Regions from separate parts of the Homo sapiens genome. Here region 2 is linked to region 1. A link is an interaction called in ENCODE POLR2A ChIA-PET data of the cell type or tissue named here. Cell type or tissue: Caco-2. All regions are shown on one strand. Links, peaks and the distances in the headings refer to the core of each region. The heading gives the core; the rest is flanking DNA.

What was found. Peaks named below come from ENCODE experiments on the same cell type or tissue, not always from the same donor. Only the 100,000 strongest peaks of a DNase experiment are listed, where the experiment ranks them.
Region 2: POLR2A ChIA-PET joins it to region 1 with 5 read pairs; 4 of 35 experiments call an interaction of 5 or more read pairs at or near these places.

What each region holds. Positions count from the first base shown.
Region 1 is chr11:114,205,454-114,215,321 of GRCh38, forward strand. The region is part of intron 4 of ZBTB16 (zinc finger and BTB domain containing 16); the gene reads left to right. Among named protein-coding and RNA genes, the nearest start is that of NNMT, 86 kb to the right of the region's middle. RefSeq lists enhancers at 7,063-7,563, 7,564-8,064. In Caco-2, for the core only: no CTCF peak of the experiment used is centred there; DNase peaks (open chromatin) are centred at 4,100, 4,658 and 6,468; H3K4me3 peaks cover 266 bases.
Region 2 is chr11:114,026,985-114,036,852 of GRCh38, forward strand. LOC124902761 (a long non-coding RNA gene) reads left to right here and starts at 8,286. Exons shown (of 2, transcript XR_007062896.1): 1 at 8,286-8,393; 2 at 9,678-9,868. RefSeq lists an enhancer at 9,139-9,868 and a silencer at 9,292-9,341. In Caco-2, for the core only: no CTCF peak of the experiment used is centred there; no DNase peak of the experiment used is centred there; H3K27me3 peaks cover 133 bases.

The DNA.
Region 1 (9,868 bases), core at 2,372-7,371:
TAGCTAACAGAGAGATTGTAGGTTTGGGTCAGACGCAATGTTCCCTGCCCCCAGTAGGAGAAGATCCATTACAGATTGGAAATGACTTTGTCTCTTAAGTGTGCATTGTCAGATGGGACGCACGTTCCCCTCAACCAAACAAATATAAAATGCTTCCAGCCTCTGCCTCGGATTTTCTATTACTGTTTCACAGGACTCCAGAGAGTTTTAAGATAGCAATTTGATTAAGCTTATGGGGAAGATCCCATCAGATAACATTCTTTTTCTGCAGGTAGAGATAATGTGTTCAAGTATTAAGTATGTTTTAAAGGTAATTATCTTTTCCATATTCATTTTAGTTACAGGAATTGACAAGGGGGAGACTCTGCATCTGAAAGCTGCCCCTTGGGCCCTAGAGTCACTCTGACTGCTCTCCTCTGGGGAACACACTTGAGGCTTTTGACAAATGAATGAGCACCAAGGGTTTTTCTATTTTGAAATGGCTCGGGATCCCCTGTCTCCAGACAAGTGGTCTAGAGGGCAAGGTCTTGGCCACTGACCTCATCTGGCTCCCTAGCTTAGATTCCTTGTTCTGGGACACCCACTGGGCCCCAAATCTTAAGCTCCTGGATGTCAAGAGGGAGCCTGGCTGCTACTCAGAAAGAGGACTTGTCTCATCTAGTACCAAGTCATGGTGCCATATCGCCAACCTTTCAAAAGTAGAGTCTGGAATTGCCATTTACATATACTGAGCCCAGTGTTGGGGTGTTTTCACATCGGGAGACACTAATTAGGGGTCCTAGAATTCTAAAATCTGTAGACTCCTAGACTGCAGAACTGTTGCAAGGGGCTTTAGGGAGCATGATGCTGAGCTTCAGAGGGGTTCTGGGATTTGTCTGGGATCACACAGCAGGCTAGAGAGAGACACTGTGGGCTAGAACCCAGGAATCCCTGGTCTTAGACCACTGCTTCTGTCCCTCTACCCACAACTCTGTGCCATCTCCAGAAAAGCTCCTCTTTCCCTTTCCTGGAAATCCCCAGAGTAGGAGATTCTGCCCCCAGGCAGCCCTCCTTGGCCGTCTGTGAGTCAGGGTCTGCACCAGGGCTCTGTATGGGCCTGAGGAGCCCCCATAGCAAGCCTGATGCTGATGGCCTGGAGTTCCTCAAACCTCACTTTGCCTGCTAGCTGTGCTGTTCTAAGCATTCTGTACATTTTTACAAAATAGAAAAATTAGGGCTCAGCCCGCTTTCAGAAAGCTAACTATTGCTAGGGAGGAAAACATACATATCTAAAAAGATAAGTAATAAAACAAGGCAATTGGATGTGATATACCTGCACTAAGAATTGAGGAGTGATGTTTTTAGGTTCCCCATCCCTTTGTCTGCCCAAAATCCAGTCTGCTGTGGCTAGACACCTATGGCTTCTGCACACAGCATTTCCCCCATGTTACTTCTCTGTCTGATCTCTCAGGTGCCCTTGGTTTGACAGCTGCAGCTTGTTGGTCTGAAGGCAAGTGACACTGGGAAAGGACCCTAGTGAGAGGTTTATCACATAAGACCCCAGGATGGCGGCATGCTCTGTTTTTGAACGACTGCCTCATTCCTGTAAGACAAAGGTGGCAATGGAGGGTGGATGCAGAGTTGATGGCTGCAGCCCAAGTTTTGGTGCTTGGCCTCATGTGTTACATCCTAGGTAAGGATGTCTCTGCCATCTTAACACCCATACCTGCTCTTGCGTCTCTCTCTCTTATCCTTCAAAGCATCATCATTGTCTTACCCCAGCTACACAGTGAAATCATTTAGAGGAACTTTATGAAAAAAATGTATTAATAGCAAGCAAAGGTTCCCACCTCAACCCGGATGAGTCAGAACCTCCTGCATGGGGCTCAGACATGGATGTATTTTCAAGCTCCCCAGGAGATTCCTATGGATAACCAGGGTTTTGAATTTCCAGATGGGATAAGATTAGACTCTGCTGCGTGGCCCAGAAGGTTCCTCACAATCAGAGTCACAGGCCTCATCTTTTGTCACCCCCTATGATGCGTGTACACTGAGCCACTTAGAATTTCCCAGACTCTCCTGGCTGTTTTTCTCCTCCATGCATCTTCCACTAACCCCCACACTCTCATGTGTCTTGTTTGCCTGATACACACACACAACACACACACACACACACACACACACACACACACACATATTGAGGCAGAGTTTCACTTTGTCACCCAGGCTGTAGTGCAGTGGCAAGATCTCAGCTCACTGCAACCTCCGCCTCCTGGGTTCAAGCGATTCTCCTGCCTCGGCCTCCTGAGTAGCTGGGATTACAGGCATGCGACACCACACCCAGATAATTTTTGTATTTTTAGTAGAGACAGGGTTTCACTATGTTGACCAGGCTGGTCTCGAACTCCTGACCTCAAGTGATCCTCCTGCCTTGGCCTCCCAAAGTGCTGGGATTACAGGCGTGTGCCACCATGCCCAGCTAATTTTTGTATTTTTATTAGAGATGGAGTTTCACTCTGTTGGCCCGGCTTGTCCCGAACTCCTGACCTCAGGTGATCCACCCACTTCGGCCTCCCAAAGTGTTGGGATTACGGGTGTGAACCACCACGCCTGGCCTTGCCTGCCTGGTATTAATAGAGTCTTCTCAGCTCATTTGTCTTCTCTATGACACCCTTTTCACAGTTGACCCTCCTTCTGGTCTCCAGCACCATAGATGTACACCACTTGCCCTTAGCTATCTTGCCACTGCACGAGTTAGGGTGAAGATTGAACCACCTTGGGGACTTGGGCCTTTCTACTGTGTTAGTTCAAATAATCATTCAATAAATGCTTATTGCATGATTAATCAAAAACAGAAAAGGGAGCTTCCTGATTAGAAGCAGGAATGAAGAATCTGTTCTTGTCTGGCTTCAGATTTTTGCTCTTCACTTGCCAGGTGAAGGACCTTGGAAGAGTCACTCATCCTTTGCAAGTCTCAGATTCCTTGTCTGAAAAATTAGGACACCATACCTGCCCTTTATACCTCAAAAAGGGATGTGAGGACCAAAATGGTCTTAGAACAGGGTAGGGTCTTTGCAAGCAGTAAAGCATGATTCAGATGTAAGGTGATGTCATTGTGATGTTTCCTCTTGCTGTGGTTTCCTGTCATGGGCTCTGGCTTCAGGGTGCCCTGCAATGCCAATGCACCCCAGTCTGTGCCCTCTGCACAGCCTCCCATCCCAGCTTTTCTGGGCCCTTTTCTTCCGTTGGCTTCTTTTATCTTGCACCTACCTTGCTTTCTCCCTGCACGTACCACCACCACAAATGCTGTACAAGAGCAAGTTAACCACTATTGTTTGGAATGATAGAGAAAATAATGAGGGAAACAGACTGGTCCATTCAGTGATTAAGTATTCAGTAATTAAGTATTCAGTGTTAGGTGGTGGGCAGAAGTTAGGAAGAAAGGTATCTTAAGGTTTTTGATTCGGCGTCATCCGAATGGGTCAATGAGACAGATTCCACAGGCAAACCATTCCAGATCCATAACCTCTAGAGTAGAAAGTTTCAGAAGGAAGAGATTCCCCAAACTGTGTAATTCCCTTGTAAATCTCATTCATTCAATGGGATTTGAGAACCAACCACTTGTGCAGGTGCCCGCATCCGAAGATAACTTGCCCCCAGGAGACAGCAGATAAGAAGAGGGCAGAGACAAAGGAGGTCTTTTTGCGACTTGCATCATGGATGCAGAAAAGGTGGATAACCCAACTCTGGTGGGGTGAGTGGGCAGGGAAGGTTTGGAAGCAGGAGGAGGAGACACTCAAAGCTGCTTTGGGGTGCACTTATTTTGTGTGCTGGAGAAGGATTTGCTGGCCATTTCTTGTGAAATAAACTTTTTTGTGTATGCATGTGTATGTAGGCTGTTACTAATCCCGTTCCTTTCTTGATCTACTGTTTTTCAGGTTAATGGTGTCTGGGATTTGTGGAGGGAGGAAGGATATAAAAGGGCAAAAACAGGAGACCCCGGTGCCTGGATTCAGAGCCTTCACATTCCGGAGATCCCCAGAGGCCCCTCTCCCCAGACCCTTCAGCTCCAGAAAGCCATTGTGCTCCCTCCTGGCCTCTGACCCTGAGGCTCTGGGAAGCAGCAGGTTGTTGACACTTGGACAATCATTTCTTGCAAGGCAACTGCCTCCCTGGGGGGCTCTCCTCTGCCTTAGGGTGGTGACTATTCCCCCAACCAGGGTTAAGGAAGAGAAAAATTAACTGTTGGTCAGAGCAGGAGGCAAGGATAGAGAATCCTCAATTTCAGGCCCCCAGGCATGTTCACCCCTCTCTCACTTGCCACTTCAGGAGTACACCACAGCCCAGGGATAAGCTTTAGGAAAATGGGTTCGAGAGAGGCATTTCTGATCAGAGTTCCTTCTGGCATCCTGCTGTGGGTCTCATGTTTGTTGAGGGGACCCCATATTTCTTCATGAAGGATATCTGTATGTCTGCTACAGTCTCAGGAATGCAGCCACAGGAACAAAGAAATTTCTAGCCCTGGTGCTGCTACTTATTAGGAGCAAGACTTCAGACAAGTTGCTTGTCCTTTCAGAAGCTTGGTTTCCTCATTGGTAGAAGAGGGTCAAAAAGCCACTTGCCCGGTGAGCCTGCTGAGAAGAGCAGATGAAGGAGGTGTACTCTGCACTCTGTGAAACATTGCAAATGTGCGGGTTGATCATTAATGTTTTCTCTTACAGCCAAAGCTAGTGTGTGTGTGTGTGTGTGTGTGTGTGTGTGCGTGCGCGCGCGTGCACAGTTTGTGAGTGTCGGGTTCCCAAGCATTTACTCTCCTCTCTCCTTTCTAGGACATTTCAGGAAGCATTATTCAAAAGCCGGTGGGGTGGGACAGAGGGACTATTAAAATTTTTAAGAATCACCTTGCATTTCTTTCACTTTGGTCTTAATAATAAATAACTCTAACCCTGCAGCCAGGAGCTGGGATGTTCTGTCCAAATTAGCACAAATCTCTGTCTGCAACAGCCGAGCATCCCCGTTCAGTGGGCGGGATCAGTACCATTTCCCCAGCAATGAGAAAAAGCCCTCTTGCTAAGCTACAGAAAAATCTCCCTTGTGCTTTAATTTTGGAAGAAGCGGATTAGTGTGGCCATATTTAACCTTTGACCCTGAAACAAAAGCATTATCAAAATTATTTACCAAGAGCGTCTGTCTTCTTCTCCTCACCCCCACTTCCCTGTTTGCCGGGGCTAGTTTAGAATCTTGGTAAACTTCCCAGAGCAAGAGCAAAATTTTGGAAGGCCATCATTACCTTAGAGACATCCCAGGCCTGGTGTTCACTGCCAGGGCTCTTGGGGTCTAAGGTGGGTTAAAGGACAGAGATGAGAATCTTATACCACAGTGGGGTTCAAAATTTGTGAGTTGGATGTAAAAACTCTTTCTCCTCTGAAACTAGCCTAGTTTCTGGCTGTCTTGGAGATTTAACTATTCAGATGATATGTTGATTTTTTTTTTGTTTTGTTTTAAAGATGGAGTCTCACTCTGTCGCCAGGCTGGAGTGCAGTGTCTTGATCTCGGCTCACTGCAACCTCCGCCTCCTGGGTTCAAGCGATTCTCCTGCCTCAGCCTCCCGAGTAGCTGGGATTATTACAGGTGTGCACCACCACCCCTAGCTAATTTTTCTATTTTTAGTAGAGACAGTGGTTTCACCATTTTGGCCAGGCTGGTCTCAAACTCCTGACCTCAGTTCATCCACCCTCCTTGGCCTCCCAGAGTGCTGGGATTACAGGCATGAGCCAAGTGAGTGACCTAAAAGTGCAGATTGATTTCTACCTTCTTCTCCTTCCAGGCAGAAATCCATAGACTTGGTGGTGTGGGGTGGAGGTATATCTAGACCTGAGCCATTTCTGTGGGTTTAAATCTCATCTTCCCTGTCATTAACTGTCACTGTGGCCTTGGACAAATTATTTGAACTCTGAGCCCCCCACCTACCTTCCTTATCTGTAAAATGGGCATAGCAATAATAGTGCCCGCCTCCTAGAGTTATTTTTGAGGATAGATAACAGGATACACATGAAGTGCTTACTGTGGGGTTTGGTGCTTACTAAGTGTTGAGCCAGTGCTAACTACTGTTACCACAGTTGTTACCATTGTCATCAGTATCATCCTTATTGATTCTTCGTCACTTCCCCAGGTCCTGGTTGGCTCCCTTCCCCCTCCCCCGCATTGGGGTGTTATTGGCGACCCGCCCCATTTCCTGCTTGTCCTCTGCCCTCACCTTCTTTGCAGTGATTTTCAGAGTCCCCGTTTGCGTTCGCAGTGGGGAGTTTGACTTCATTTCATACCAGGAAGGCCAGCTTGCAGTGGGGGATTGGGAGGGCAGAGCGCTTTATAAGCTCGCGATGAAAGCTGTAAAACGAGATGGTCAAGGATCTGGCCAGGCCTGGTTCGGGATTATGGCCGGCCCCTGGAATGCTGAGGGGGGCCTCTTTTAAGAAGCCAGTGTCTATTTACAGTGTATCTCTCATAAACCCCAACGCTGGGGCGAGGGCAGGGGGACTCGCCCTCCTGGCATGTGATTGATTATCTGGTATTTATGCCATTGAGGACTTGTCAGCGGTCTGGGGTCAAAGGGTCATCTCATGTGTCTTGCCGCCAGCCCACCTCCTTTTGTACAGTGTGGACCGGGCGAGCTGTGCACAAAACAGCTTTTTCTTTTCCTTGGGAAAGGGGGGATGGGGAGGGGGGAGTGTCAATGAAATTTTTTTTTCAGCCTTTTCTGAATAGTGTTCTTTAAATTCTAAAGAACTTTTAATTAAAAGTCGCAGGAAAATTCATCTTGAGAAGGTTTAACTTACCTTAACAGATACTTTTGTGTCCCAAGAAGCTGGGAGTGACTTTGAAAGAAAGAAAGAAAGAAAGTAAGGGGCTTTGTTGTGCCTCTCCCCCTCCCCCAGGCATTTTCAAAGTTTCCTGGAGTTCTTGTCCACTCCTGTCTGGTGTGGACCCTGCTTGGGAAAGCAGGAAGGGAAGAGGTCATTCTTCTCCTTTAACATAGCCACACAAATTTAGAAAGGGACTTGGGGATTCTCTGCTCCAATTTTCTCCTGTTATAGATGAAGAAACTGAGCCTTGACAGGTGAAAAGACTTCGCTATAGAGTCACACAGCTACACAGTTGCGGAGTCAGGCACTGGGCTCTGATTCTCTGTATTTCCTAGTGCTCCTTTGAGCATGCCAGGTTGCTTCCCGAAGCTGCTTTGGATGCCAAGTGAAGATAAATGTAATGATACCTTTGCTGTCGTTCAGTCCTGGATGTTTGAGACTTGGGAACCACCCTTAAATTCCTTGGGCTGGAAGCATCCCTGAGGGACCACCTGGCTTATCCCCCCATCCCCCATCGCCTGCCTCGGAGCAGGCAGTCCGTGCTCACGTGTGCCGGAGGAATTGCTGTGGGTCCCTTTTCTAAAAATCTGCAGAGGAAGTCTCTATGTTTTCTGCTTGGTAGAAAATGCCGGCACCCCTCCCTCAACCTTCATCACTGGATGGTCTGGACATCCTTCTGAACAGCTGACTTTGTTTCTTCCTTCTGTGGCTCAGGAGTGGCCCACCCATGGAAGCTTGTCTGTCTGTTCCCCCATCCCCCCGACCCCCTGTGTGCCCACAGGGGGCCATCCAGAGCTGTGACTGGCCAGGACACCTCAGTCCACTGTGCTGCTCCACCATGGCCTGGCTGCTGTAGGGAAACATTGTCCCTCTTAACTCTCACCCAGGCTTTTGGTGACGTGAGGCCTTGATGAAATGCTTTGTCCATCGCTTCCAACTCATTGAACCAAGGTGGACACTGGGCAGAGAAATCATTTGCCAAGAGATAGGTATTTGTAGGACTCGCATAAATTCACGTGTCCTGTATCCTGTTGTTTGTCTTCTCCATCCCACCACCTCCTCATTTAAAAAATGCAATACAAAGAATTTTCTTCTAAAGAATAGCTTTAGAAATCCTCATTCCTTTCCATTCCCTCCATTCCCATTCACATTAAATTAGCGAATGCTAATTTGGACTGATAGGGCACCACTGTGAAAAAGGTGTGAAGAAAGATCTGCTTCTTGCTCATGGGAGGAGACCCCAGCAGTAATTAGATTCTCACTGAAGTCACTGGGTGCCACAAACTGTGCCAGTGCTTACCTCAGACTGTGTTATTTGGTCCTCATATTAACTTTCCAAGATGAACATTCCTGTGTCCAGATGAGGAACATCAGGGCTAGACATAGGTAGCCTTCTCTGGGGTATAATTTGCTTTAAGCTAAGTAGTATTAAACATGTTAAACACGTCATCTCTTTGAATCCACATAAAATCCCTAAATCCCTGTGAGACAGGGATTGTTGTTATCCTGGTTTTAGATGAAACAGGCACAGAGGAGTTAAGTAACTTACCTGAGGTCACACAGCAGTAGTAAGTGGTGAAGTGGGGTTTGATCCACCATGAATGACTGCAGAGTTCACACTTGAACTACTTGCTGCTCCACCTCTTTTAAGTTGTAGAGCTTCCTGATGCTGGCGCTCATGTTTTGTTTTGTCTTTTCCTACTATTCTGACATAAATCTGCTGGGGAGACACTATATATAGACATATATAAATCAGCCAGAGACCAGCAAAAGGTCACTGTGTAATCAGATGCCAGCCTGGGTGGTGCGTGGAGAGGAATTTAGAGAAGGAATATGTTAACGAGGACACAGTATTTAGTCTCATGTCTGGACCCCCATAGTAAGGGGACAGTGCCTTACTCATCTTTCCATCTCTGGGACCTAACTCAGGGCCTGGTACACATTATATGTTCAATAAGTACTGATTAGATTACTGGGAAAGAGTTAGTAGGGGAGATGGGACTTGAAGTTTTTTGAAAATGATATTAATAACTGTGACAGTTATTTGTGAAGTTTTTTGAAAATGATATTAATAACTGTGATAGTTATTTGTGAAGTTTTTTGAAAATGATATTAATGGCATTACCTTTTATGGCATACTGGCCAGGTACTCAGCTAAGTTTATTATTTAGTTGTATTAACTCTCACAGCAGCCCTATGGCTATTATGATCCCTGGAGTAAACTTAGGCTGAAGAGAGATTCTATATCTTGCTGGAGGATTTAAAGTCTCAGGGTGGTTGGTGTTATTTGGGGGCTTTTTTTTGGCTTTTTTGTTGTTGTTGTTTTGAGACAGGGTCTTGCTCTGTCGCCCATCCTGGAGTGCAGTGGCGCAATTTTGGCTCACTGCAATCTCCGCCTCCCGGGTTCAAGCGATTCTCATACTTTAGCCTCGTGAGTAGCTGGGACTACAGGCATGCGCCACCACATCCGGCTAATTTTTATATTTTTAGTAGAGACGGAGTTTCGCCATGTTGGCCAGCCTGTGGTGGTTTGTTTGTTTGTTTGTTTTTTCTTGATTTTGAAATTATTTTTTTTCCTAAAGCAGAGAAGAAGGCACAAGTGAAGGAGAAAAGGCAGACGTGAGTGATGATGGCAGAAAGTCTGCTCAATTGGGGTGGAGGGATTTGGAAGCCAGAGAGAGGAGCTTATCTTTTTTTTTTTTTTCCTGCTTATAGGTGGAAGTTGCTTCTTTAATATAAAGATTTCTGGATCTATGAGGTTAACTGTGTCCAGTTAATTGAATTTATAATTCAGCACCAAAACGCTGAAAAGAATTGTCTTTTATGTCCCTTAATGAGTGCTATAAAAACAAGTGGTGAATCTAATTTTACGAATGTTCCTTTATGACTTACCTGATAACTAGTAGTTGTTCAACACAAAGGACACATAACTCAGTCTGGACCTACACTGGCTGCCTGCCGTAAAATAACTTGTTTTAGAAGTTGGCCTTCTTGCTTCTCTTGAGTGGCCCAGGGATTCACTTGTT
Region 2 (9,868 bases), core at 1,992-6,991, 180 kb before region 1:
GTGGGTAGGAGTCAGTTTGTATAGATTCCCGGGCACCTACAGCAAAGTAGATTCCAGCAGCTTTGAAGACAGTCAATCTACAAAGGGACACAGGTGCTGGCTACTGGGAATGAGCACACGCCGGGAGTCCGTGCACATGAAAATGGCAAAGGGATCTGAGGGGATATTGACAGAGCAGGACCAAATCTGCTATAAAAAGGAGGTGTTTCAATTCTAGAGAAGGAGGTCCAGAGAAGACCTCCTTGAGAAGATGACATTTGAATAAGAACCTGCAGGAAGTATGAGCCAGCTATGCAGGTACTCCTAATTTCCATTGCAGTGCCTGGCATGTAGCATCTACTCCATGTTGTTTGTTAAATAGCTGAATGAATGGATGAACAACGAACGATGTTTCATGTTTGCTTTCACTGGCATGAGAAGGATTCCAGGCTCCTGGTCCCTACCTTGAGATCGGATGCTGGAGCAGGTGACTTGTACCAGCCAGGAGGTCCAGCTGCAGGCCTCTTGCATCATCTCTCCTGCTGACCTCGCAGAGCCGGGAGAGAAATTTGCATTCCAAGTCCCACAGCATCCTGGTGAAGAAAACACTCCAAGTGTTGGAGAGTTGCAAACTTGCTGGGTGCGTGTGGGCTGCCTCAGGAGCAACAAATGAGCCTGTGCAGATGGTGCTGAGATAAACGGCGCCATCTTTTTACTGTAGCAGTACAGTCGTAATTTTCCAGAGACATTTATTAGGTGGCGTCTCCCTTCTGCGGGACTGTGCTGTGGCTGGCGTGTAGAGCTGTTGCAAGCAAGGTGGAGCACGGAACCCAGTGCTAATGGCGTGATGGGCACCCAAATCTCTCCCATTCCTTTCCTCTCATTCTCGAGTCTGACAATTTATAGGTTAGTTTGATGCTTGAAAAGCTGTGTCTCTCTAGTAATATGTATTCTTTGTAAGTATGCCCTGCTGTGGCATATACTGAAAGAACTCCATCGGATAATTATCTTCCCTTTTATTTATTCTCCTTCTTTTCACTTGATCTGCATCACTATAAAATATTCCAGTGGTCTCCTCTGAGTAGAAAGTCTTCTTCGTGATTGTAAAGTGTATTTATATACAGTATTAAATGCACACTAGGTGGCTCTTCATCACAGCACTTGCCTGATGAGACAGAGCTCTGTCCGTGGTGGGGTTGACGAGGTCCCACTATTTCCAGTTGGGAGAGGGAAAGCTGGGGTTTTTGAGGCCACTGGCTTGGCCACAGGCCCCAGTGGTATGGAGAGACCATCTCAGGAGCCTATGTTTAGCTTTAACTTCCCCTCAACACACCTTGACTTGGAGAAAGCAGCCATTCCCCCACTGCCTCTGGGATCTTTGCCCAGAATCCCCAGGGAGCCTCCTTTGCCATGGGAGTCTTGGTCCAACTTGGTCCAACTCCCCACTCTTCTCAGAATCTAGAGAAAGTGAGAGCTCACTAGTAGACCACAGCATCTGTGTCTGGGTCCTGGTGACTTGCTTGCTTTAGTGTCCTCCAGCCCTTTCATGTGCACATTGCTTCTCTAACTAGACAGAAAGCTCCCTGTGGACAGGCACAAGATCATCCACCTCTCTTGATTTCCCCAAAGCCTTAAGCACAGAGTTGGGTGATCAACTTACGATGAGCAGTAAATAGGTATTGCCTTGAGTCCCTTTCTAGGAAGCACTGGCGGATTAGGTCCTTCATTCCATGTCCTTGATGCTCATATTAACTTGCATATTTAATACACGGCTTTGTCAAATATTTAAAAGTCTCTTCAACCAGATGACAAGCCCCTGTAGCATCTTACAATCTCAGAACTGGAAGCCTCTTCAGGGGTCCCACTGTCCTCCTTACATCCAGTGTATGACTATGAATCCTGGAATTTCTTTTGCTCTTTTTTTTATTCTCTCAATGCCCAGATTATATAACTGGAATAAAAAAGATGCAAAAAATAATCTAGAAAGAAAACGTACTTAGAGTCAAGACACCTGGGTTCTAGTCAATTCCTTCACAGAGTCACAGAACCTTTCTGGCCTTTATTTTCCTCATCCATAAAATATGGAAATACTTATAATCTTACAAAAGCTAAAGATCTAAAGGTCTTTTGGCTCAACCTTCTGCTCCCAGATGGGTATCTGTGTAACCTGGAAAGGCTGCCAGAGGGGGGATCTCAACAACTTTACTTAACAACTTTACCTGTGTTCTTACCTAGGGTTTAACCACCCTGGAGTTAAGAATGTCATCCTTTTGCCTCTATGTCTTGCTTGTAGTTCAGGCAGAATCTCTGTGTTCCTCAATTGCTTACCAGGGAGAGTGTAGGTATTTCTCCTTCCACCATCTGGAGCTGAGAAGGGGAAGTTTAGAGTGAGGGCTGGGTGTGGACCTTCCAGGGGAAATAGTTCTCCATCCAGCTTTGCATCAGGAACACCTGTGGAGCTTTCAACACCTGCACAGGCCAGGGGCACATCTTGGATCCGTTGGATTGGAGCCTCTGGGGATTGGGTCCCTGCGTCTGTGTTTTTCAAGACTGCCCCCAGTTGATTCTGAAGCTCCAGCAGAGTTCAAGGGCCATGTGGGGATCCTATGGCCCTTCTCCCTCACCCTCTACCTCTGTAGGTAGGAATTGGGAATACCTTTGGGGTCTCAGCTTCTATCACTGGGTTTGGTGGTAGGAATTATAAACAAGGCAGATAATAGACTCCACTTCAGGACCACTAGACTCCACTTCAGGACCACAGCAGCAGCTGAGTACCACAGCCTTGGGACAAACCAAGGGCAGCAGAGAAAGTCGAAAACCCAGAATGGGGCTGAAAAGGACCATGGTGATCCTGTATCCTGGCAGCACTGCCTGGAGAAGCCGTCACCCACACCAGCTGCCTGGCAAGTTGGGTTGATGCAGTGCTTCCTCTCCTGGTCACCTGTGGAGTATACTTTTCTGATGTCCATCTCACTCAGGTTCCCAAGTGCATACAGGCTAGCTGCTAAGATCAGGTAGGTTCCCTGCCTTCTAGAAGCTTAACATCTATAGCAATGCCCCATCCTTCATCCTACTCCCAAGCCTCAGCCTCTGCCTTATGTAGAGAACTTCTCAATGCCAAAGCTCCTGAGGCCTCTCTCCTATAAACCCTACTGTTGAGTTTCCATAGCCTACCCAAGATCCCTGCCTTCCAGATGAGGCTGAATGTGCCTTAGACCACAGTAGGAAAAGGGTCTTTGTCCTAGCTCTTGAGGAAGGAGGGACATGGCCACTCATGGTCATCCCTTGCAGGGTTTCACATTTTGGGCCAGACCCCTCTTCTACACCTGCCTCTGGGTCTTACCTGGTCTCAAGACCTTCCTAACTCTCCTCTGTACATTTTTGGCCTTCTTGGCTTCTCTGACCCAAGCTTCTCCCATTGTCTTCTTGACTTATGCAGATATTCCTTATTTCCAATCTCCTCTCCCACGTCTCAGCCTGCCCCCTTGGCCTCTCTCTGAATGCGGGAAAGTTTAGCACAGGGAGTGCCAAGTGGGGTTTCCCATCTCTTTCGGAGTACTCTTCTGGAAAGGAAATTTCTGAGCTCTCCAAACCACAGCCTGGGGCATTGCCATGGGAGGTGGCCTGATGGATGAGAGGTGCCCTGGCACGGGCATCTTCTAGGGAGATCCAGGGTCTTGAAGCATTCTCTCTTGTCACACCTGGCTTGACCTGTTCCCAGGAAGTTCCCTTTCTACAGCCAACCATTCTCCTCTATCTTATCCAAGGCTGGAGGGCCAGTTACAAGCTCCGAAAATGAGCTGGGAAGAAATGCCTTTCCCCCTGGCATTGTGGTGTGCTCTTCTCACCCAGGGAACCTTCCAGGCACCACTGAAAGTTCAGCAGCAGCTGTTCGGCATTTACATTTTACACAGTGCAAGGTTATTTGACTGCCAGGATTCGATCCTCTCTAGTTAATAACCTTGACTTATGGAATAATAGCAGCAATGGCTCAGTTTCTTTTCCTGCCAGGGATTCCTGCTGCTGGGAGTGGTGGGTGAGCATAGACCCCGCTCTCCAAGACCTTCTGTCTTCTTGTCCTTCAATGAAGGAGACCCTGTAGGACTGGAGAAGTATGCTCAGGTCTGCTACGAGCATCTCCCGTACGTCCTCTCTTTGCTTAACAAGCCTCCTTAGAACTAACTGGTCCCCTCCTTTGGGCACACCTTTCCTGACTCTTGTCCTCCTTAGTCTGCAGCAAAGTAGAATGGGCTACAATCTTGATCCTTCTCCTCTCTGGGAGTACTTCCTGGCAAGGGTTAACTGTGTGTATAAAATTGATTGCGATTTTAGTAATTCGGTATAATCACAGTCTACCAGCAGGTTGCTTTTCCAGCAGGAGGGTTTGGAATTATTTTCTGGAGTTTGCAATATAGAACTTAAATTAAGCCTCGGAAGTCAGGGGAGCTCCGCAGCATCCCTAATGCGGTGCTAAATTCTCAGCAGCACAGTCTCCGTGTTAAAGCCTTCGCTGGCAATTAGGTTCATTAACTATCACAATACCTTATTTATTACTCATCGTGCCATATGGTTTCCCAGCTAAAGAATGGCGCCCGTTCTCCTACAGACCATTTGGCATCATAAAAATGTTAACAAATAATATTATGGCTCTCGGGGGCACAAGGCCTCGCTGGGTTCTGGGTCTGAGCGGCGGGAGAGAATATGAAAACATTTTTCTTCTATGGCGAAGTAAAAAATTCCTCAAGACAGAAGTATTCAAAGAATAGAGCACTTGCATAACATAAATGGGAGTTTTATTTACCCTCATAATGGTTATGTCAATATTTGCATCAGCTGGGACTGTCACTCATCTTCCTCCCCGCTCTCTTTTGGGGTTGTTTTCACTTTCATCTTTCCCCTCTTACTTCTTTATTTCTGTGGCATGAGGTCAATCTCAGCCCACACCACCCCAAGGCCTGGGGGTTTGCTGCTGATGGGGTGATGGATGCGCTCGGGATTCTCCCAATTCATCTGCTCCTGGGGTCCATCATAGCCCAGCCCCCTGGCCCTGGCAGCCTGCTGGGTTCTAATCCCTCCTCAGGGCTTTGTCTCCCTGTTCTGCCTTCTTCAGCCGGTGTTTTCAGTAGAAACTGGAAATGGATGCATGTGCCAATGTTGCCCTGTGTTGAGCAACGCATTCTGCTGCCCAGGCCTTGCCAGTCCTCCCACTGTGGAGGGTGGGGCCGGGGTGGTCAGAGCAGGAAGAGGAGACTTCAGGAGGGGTGGAGAGATGCACCTCCTAGGGCCAATCCGACAAAGCCATCTCAAGAGGACGAAGCATCTCCCTGTCCTTTATCCCCTGGATGTAGAAGTGCAAGGCATTTGCCTTGGGGCTACAAGCAAAGAACTACAGCAGGAACTCGGGGGGCTCTTTAGTAAGCAGGTCCTCCAGCTGTGAGGGGCTCCCCTCATCTCCCAGCTGCAGCGTCCTCTGAATGAAGGGTGTGCCTGGGCAGTATTCCCATGCAGGTTCCAGAGAGTACCTTGTACTTTACCTTTTCTCAAATGACTCCTTGGACCTGGATGGCAACTGTCTTTGGAAAGCCATCAAATGTAATGGTTAAAATGATAAACCCTAGAGTCTCTCATTTCAAATCCTAGTTTCACCATTTACTTATCTGTGTAACCTTTTTATGGCTCAGTGTCTTCATCTGTAAAACGAGGATAAAAATAGTACCTTGCCATAGGGTCATTCCTACAACTAAATGAGTTGGTCTCTTTAAGGGCCTAGGACAGTAGCTGGCACAAGGCAAGTGCTACACAGGGGAGAGCTGGGATTGGGGAAGGCTCTACTGAGCCATCTCTTTCTTTTCTTTTCTTTTTTCCTTTTTTTTTGAGACAGAGTCTTGCTCTGTCACCAGGTTGGAGTGCAGTGGTGCGATCTTGGCTCACTGCAACCTCCGCCTCACTGGTTCAAGCGATTCTCCTGGCTCAGACTCCCAAGTAGCTGGGACTACAGGTGTGAGCCACCATGCTCTGCTAATTTTTGTATTTTTAGTAGAGACGGGGTTTCACCATGTTGGCCAGGCTGGTCTCGAACTCCTGACCTCGTGATCCACTTGCCTCGGTCTCCCAAAGTTCTGGGATTACAGGTGTGAGCCACCGTGCCTAGCCTGAACCATCTCTTACTTTTGCTCTGATGTTTCCTTTTATCCCTTTGAGGCATTTGGGAGGGTGGACTGCTCCCAATTCCACAATCATACTGCATCATCCCACATCCTGATTCTGACCCTGAGGTCAAGCCATGTGGGCAGGGGCAGCGCCAGGGTGACATTTCCCTCATTTCCACATCATTTCCTCCACTGGACCATGTGTCGTTTGGGGCTTACAACTACATGACTTCCCCCGCACACACTACCCCTACCCTCAAACCATGGCAGCCAAGGCTGCTAAGGACCTGAATGGAATCAGAGACTCAGAATGTCAGGCTGGATGAAACCTTAGAGATGACCAGAGAAGGCAGTGATGAGGCCACCATTATACAGCAGGGAGAGGGCAGAGGCCAGTCCCTAGAATACATTCCCATCCTCCAGCTCCACTCAGCAGACCAGTGAGGAAGGGAACTGAGTGCAGCAGAGGAGAACTTGAAATTAAATTCCATTAAGTGCCAATCACATGCAAAGCACAGAAGGGATCAGGCCTCATTGCTGGAATCAGTGGATGAGGCTTTGAGATGAGCTGACTCTAGCATAGCAATGCAGGGAGAGCTGCCCCTCATGCCCAACCTGCTGAACCTGAGTCCTTCAGGTTACTCTGGGTGAGAACAGTGTCAAAGGAAAGCCTGTTCCCATTTTCATGAGCCTGCTTCATCATTTGAGGTGAGAGTCATACAGATTGCCCTACCCAGTTGGCCCAGCAGGTTCCTCCGGAAGCTTTCCTCTGTCCGTAGGCACCTGGCTTCCTTTCTGGCTAGTTTTCTCCTACTAGTTGCAGCTGACCAGTTTGTTTCCCCTGGATTCTTCTAGGAGGGAGGGTGCAGGGCCTGGGGTTATGCAGTGATAATATGCAAAGATGTGTGTGTGTGTGTGTGTGTGTGTGTGTGTGGTGTGTGTGTGTTCCTACATGCACAGATACAAGCAAATACTATACCTAAGTATGTGCATAGTTCAGTGATATATTCTTTTTTTCTTTCAGTACATGTAATCAGATTCCCAGAGGTCACGTTCCTGATCTATCACCCAAGAACTGTGTGTCTTTGGGCATGTTTCCTGATACCTCTCTGCCTCATCTTTCCCCATTTGTAAATGGGAGTCATCAAAGGTTCTACCTCAAAGTACTGCTGTGATGATTAAACACAACCTATTCAAAGCTTAAAACATCATCCTGTAGTGTGCACTGAATAAATACTAGCTATTACTGTACTCATTAATATTATGCATGATCATCTACCATGGGGCAGGTTCTAGTATCTATCTAGCTATCTATGTACATTATATATATATATATACACACACACACACACATATTTCCCTATATTTTCTCATTTAGTCTTTACAGCAATCTGTAAGATAGATATTCCCTTCTCTATTTTGCAGAAGGCAAGGCATGCTCAGAGGGGTCGAGTTACTCATGGAAACACAGGCATTGGAGCCCATATGCCTGGACTCTAAGTCTGGTGCTCACTCCACCATAAGGTGTTGCCTTTCCTCTGCCTCCTGAAAGGACAGGCATGGGGAGTGCAAGTCTCCATTCCCATGGGACCTCCGTGAGGGCTGAGGCACCAAGACAGACTGTCCCACTCCTGAGGGTCACTCTGCCTCTGGATGTTGCCTCTGGCCAGCTCCCGCAGTCTGGGAAGGAGAGGGTCAGGCCAGTCAGGCCCGGGGGACAGGGGTCTCACCAGGACTTTGATCTACAGCCACATGTAGGGGAAGGAAGGGCAGCTTGGGACGGGCAACGCAATCAGGAGTGGATGTACCAAAAGCTGAGACCATAAGAAAGAGAAATGAGGAGAAGCAGAGTATCAGGAGATCATTTTCAGGAACATTAGATAGAGGCCAGAAAGGAGAAGTGGGTAATTTTAATCCCATGCAGCTGCTGGAAATTAATTTAATTGTGCTGGTGCTGGCTCTTCTCCCTTCAAACCCGTTTCATCAGGGCCTGATGGAGTGATGAGACCGAGGAAGACAGCCCGGCCGCGCCAGCCAGCAGCCCTGGGTATGCAGCTCCAGGCCGGACTTCCTCCCGTTCCTATGGCTGCTACCAGAGAAGATGGGAAAACTGGCACTTTTTCAATCTAGACGTTTCTCCTCTTGACAGGGGACTGAAGTGAGACAACAGGAAGAACTTCCCAACAGCAAAGAGTGTGAACTATGCGAATACGTGAAGGCGGCTGCAAACCATCTTCTCTAACTCTTAAGGATAGAGAGACATTGGTAGGACCCTTCGCCTCCTGAGTCTGCACCTAGTGTATGAGTTCCACCTCAGCTCACTCACTCCATGCAGGCACACGGACCCACACCACAGTCAGACATCAGCATCACACACACACACACACACACACACACTGTCAGGCAGGCACGAAGTCCACACTGGTGTCTGACACTGGATGCAGGGACAGACTGGATCAAGGACAGACAGCCATATGCAGACACTGACATTACACCCAGCGCAGACATCCACAGTAGAGGCGAACGAATGCCCACTTTTGCCCAATGGCTCTCTATCAGGCTGCACGTTAGAATTCCCTGGGAGTTTTTTTGTGGGGGTGCGTGGGGGCTTTGAGACAGGGTCTTGCTCTGTCGCCCAGGCTGGAGTGCCGTGGCACGATCATAGCTCACCACAGCCTCCACCATTCAGGCTCAACCCATCCTCCCACCTCAGCCCTCCTAGTAGCTGAGACTGACTACAGGCACGCGCCACCATGCCCGGCTAATTTTTGTATTTTTTGCCAAGACAGGGTTTTGCCATGTTGGCCAGGCTGGTCTCAAACTCCTGGGCTCAAGTGATCCACCCACCTTGGCCTCCCAAAATGCTGAGATTACAGGCGTGAGCCACCGCGCTCAGCCTCCAAGGGAGCTTTAACAACGATATCCACGCTCAGGTCCCACAGTCGGCGCTTCTGACTTAATTCTGAACAAAAGCCTGCAGTGGGGCTTGCACAGTGGTAGTTTTCAAAGCTCCCAGGTGATCCCAATGTGCAAACCAGGGCTGAGAACGCGCCTTGAGAGGTACCTTCCTTCCCACTCTGGCCTAGCGCCCGTTCGGTTCTGCCCGGTGACCACTAGAGGTCAGCAGGGCTTGGAGGACGTGGCCGCGGGTGGCCCAGCAGGGTCCCGCCCGGCGCTGCGCTCTGGCTGCGGCGGGACCGTCAGCCTTCTCCCCTTCTGGCCTCCAGCGGACGGAGGTCAGGCGCTGACTTGGCCCCGGGCTAAGAGGGGACGCCGCAAGGGGGCAGGGGCGGCCTGCTGGCAAAATCAGGCCCGTGAGCCGCAGAAAGTCAACTTCACTTGGAAGGTTTTTAAAAAGCATCCCAGATTGAAGCCTCACAATCCCGCCCCCACCCTTCCGCAGCGGGAGCCTCTCTGCACCAGGATTCTCTGACCTGGTCACTGCCTGGCCCTGTGCGCGGGTGGGCGCGAGCTTCACGCGCACTCACAGCCAGCCCGGCACTCCAGGGCCCCCATAAGTATAAAATAACTATTCTGTCTTTTCCGTAGGAGGAGCCAGCATTTGGATCCCAAGGGTTGTTTATTTTGACTCACTGCTGTTTTTGCTGGAGAAGGGTAAAACAGAAAGTTCCTTTACTTTGGCTAAGATGTGGCACACATAACTGCCCTGAGCCCGAATTTCTGATGAGCAAATAGAAGCGGACCAGTGGTTCAATCTTCCTTCATCATCTTCAAAAAGA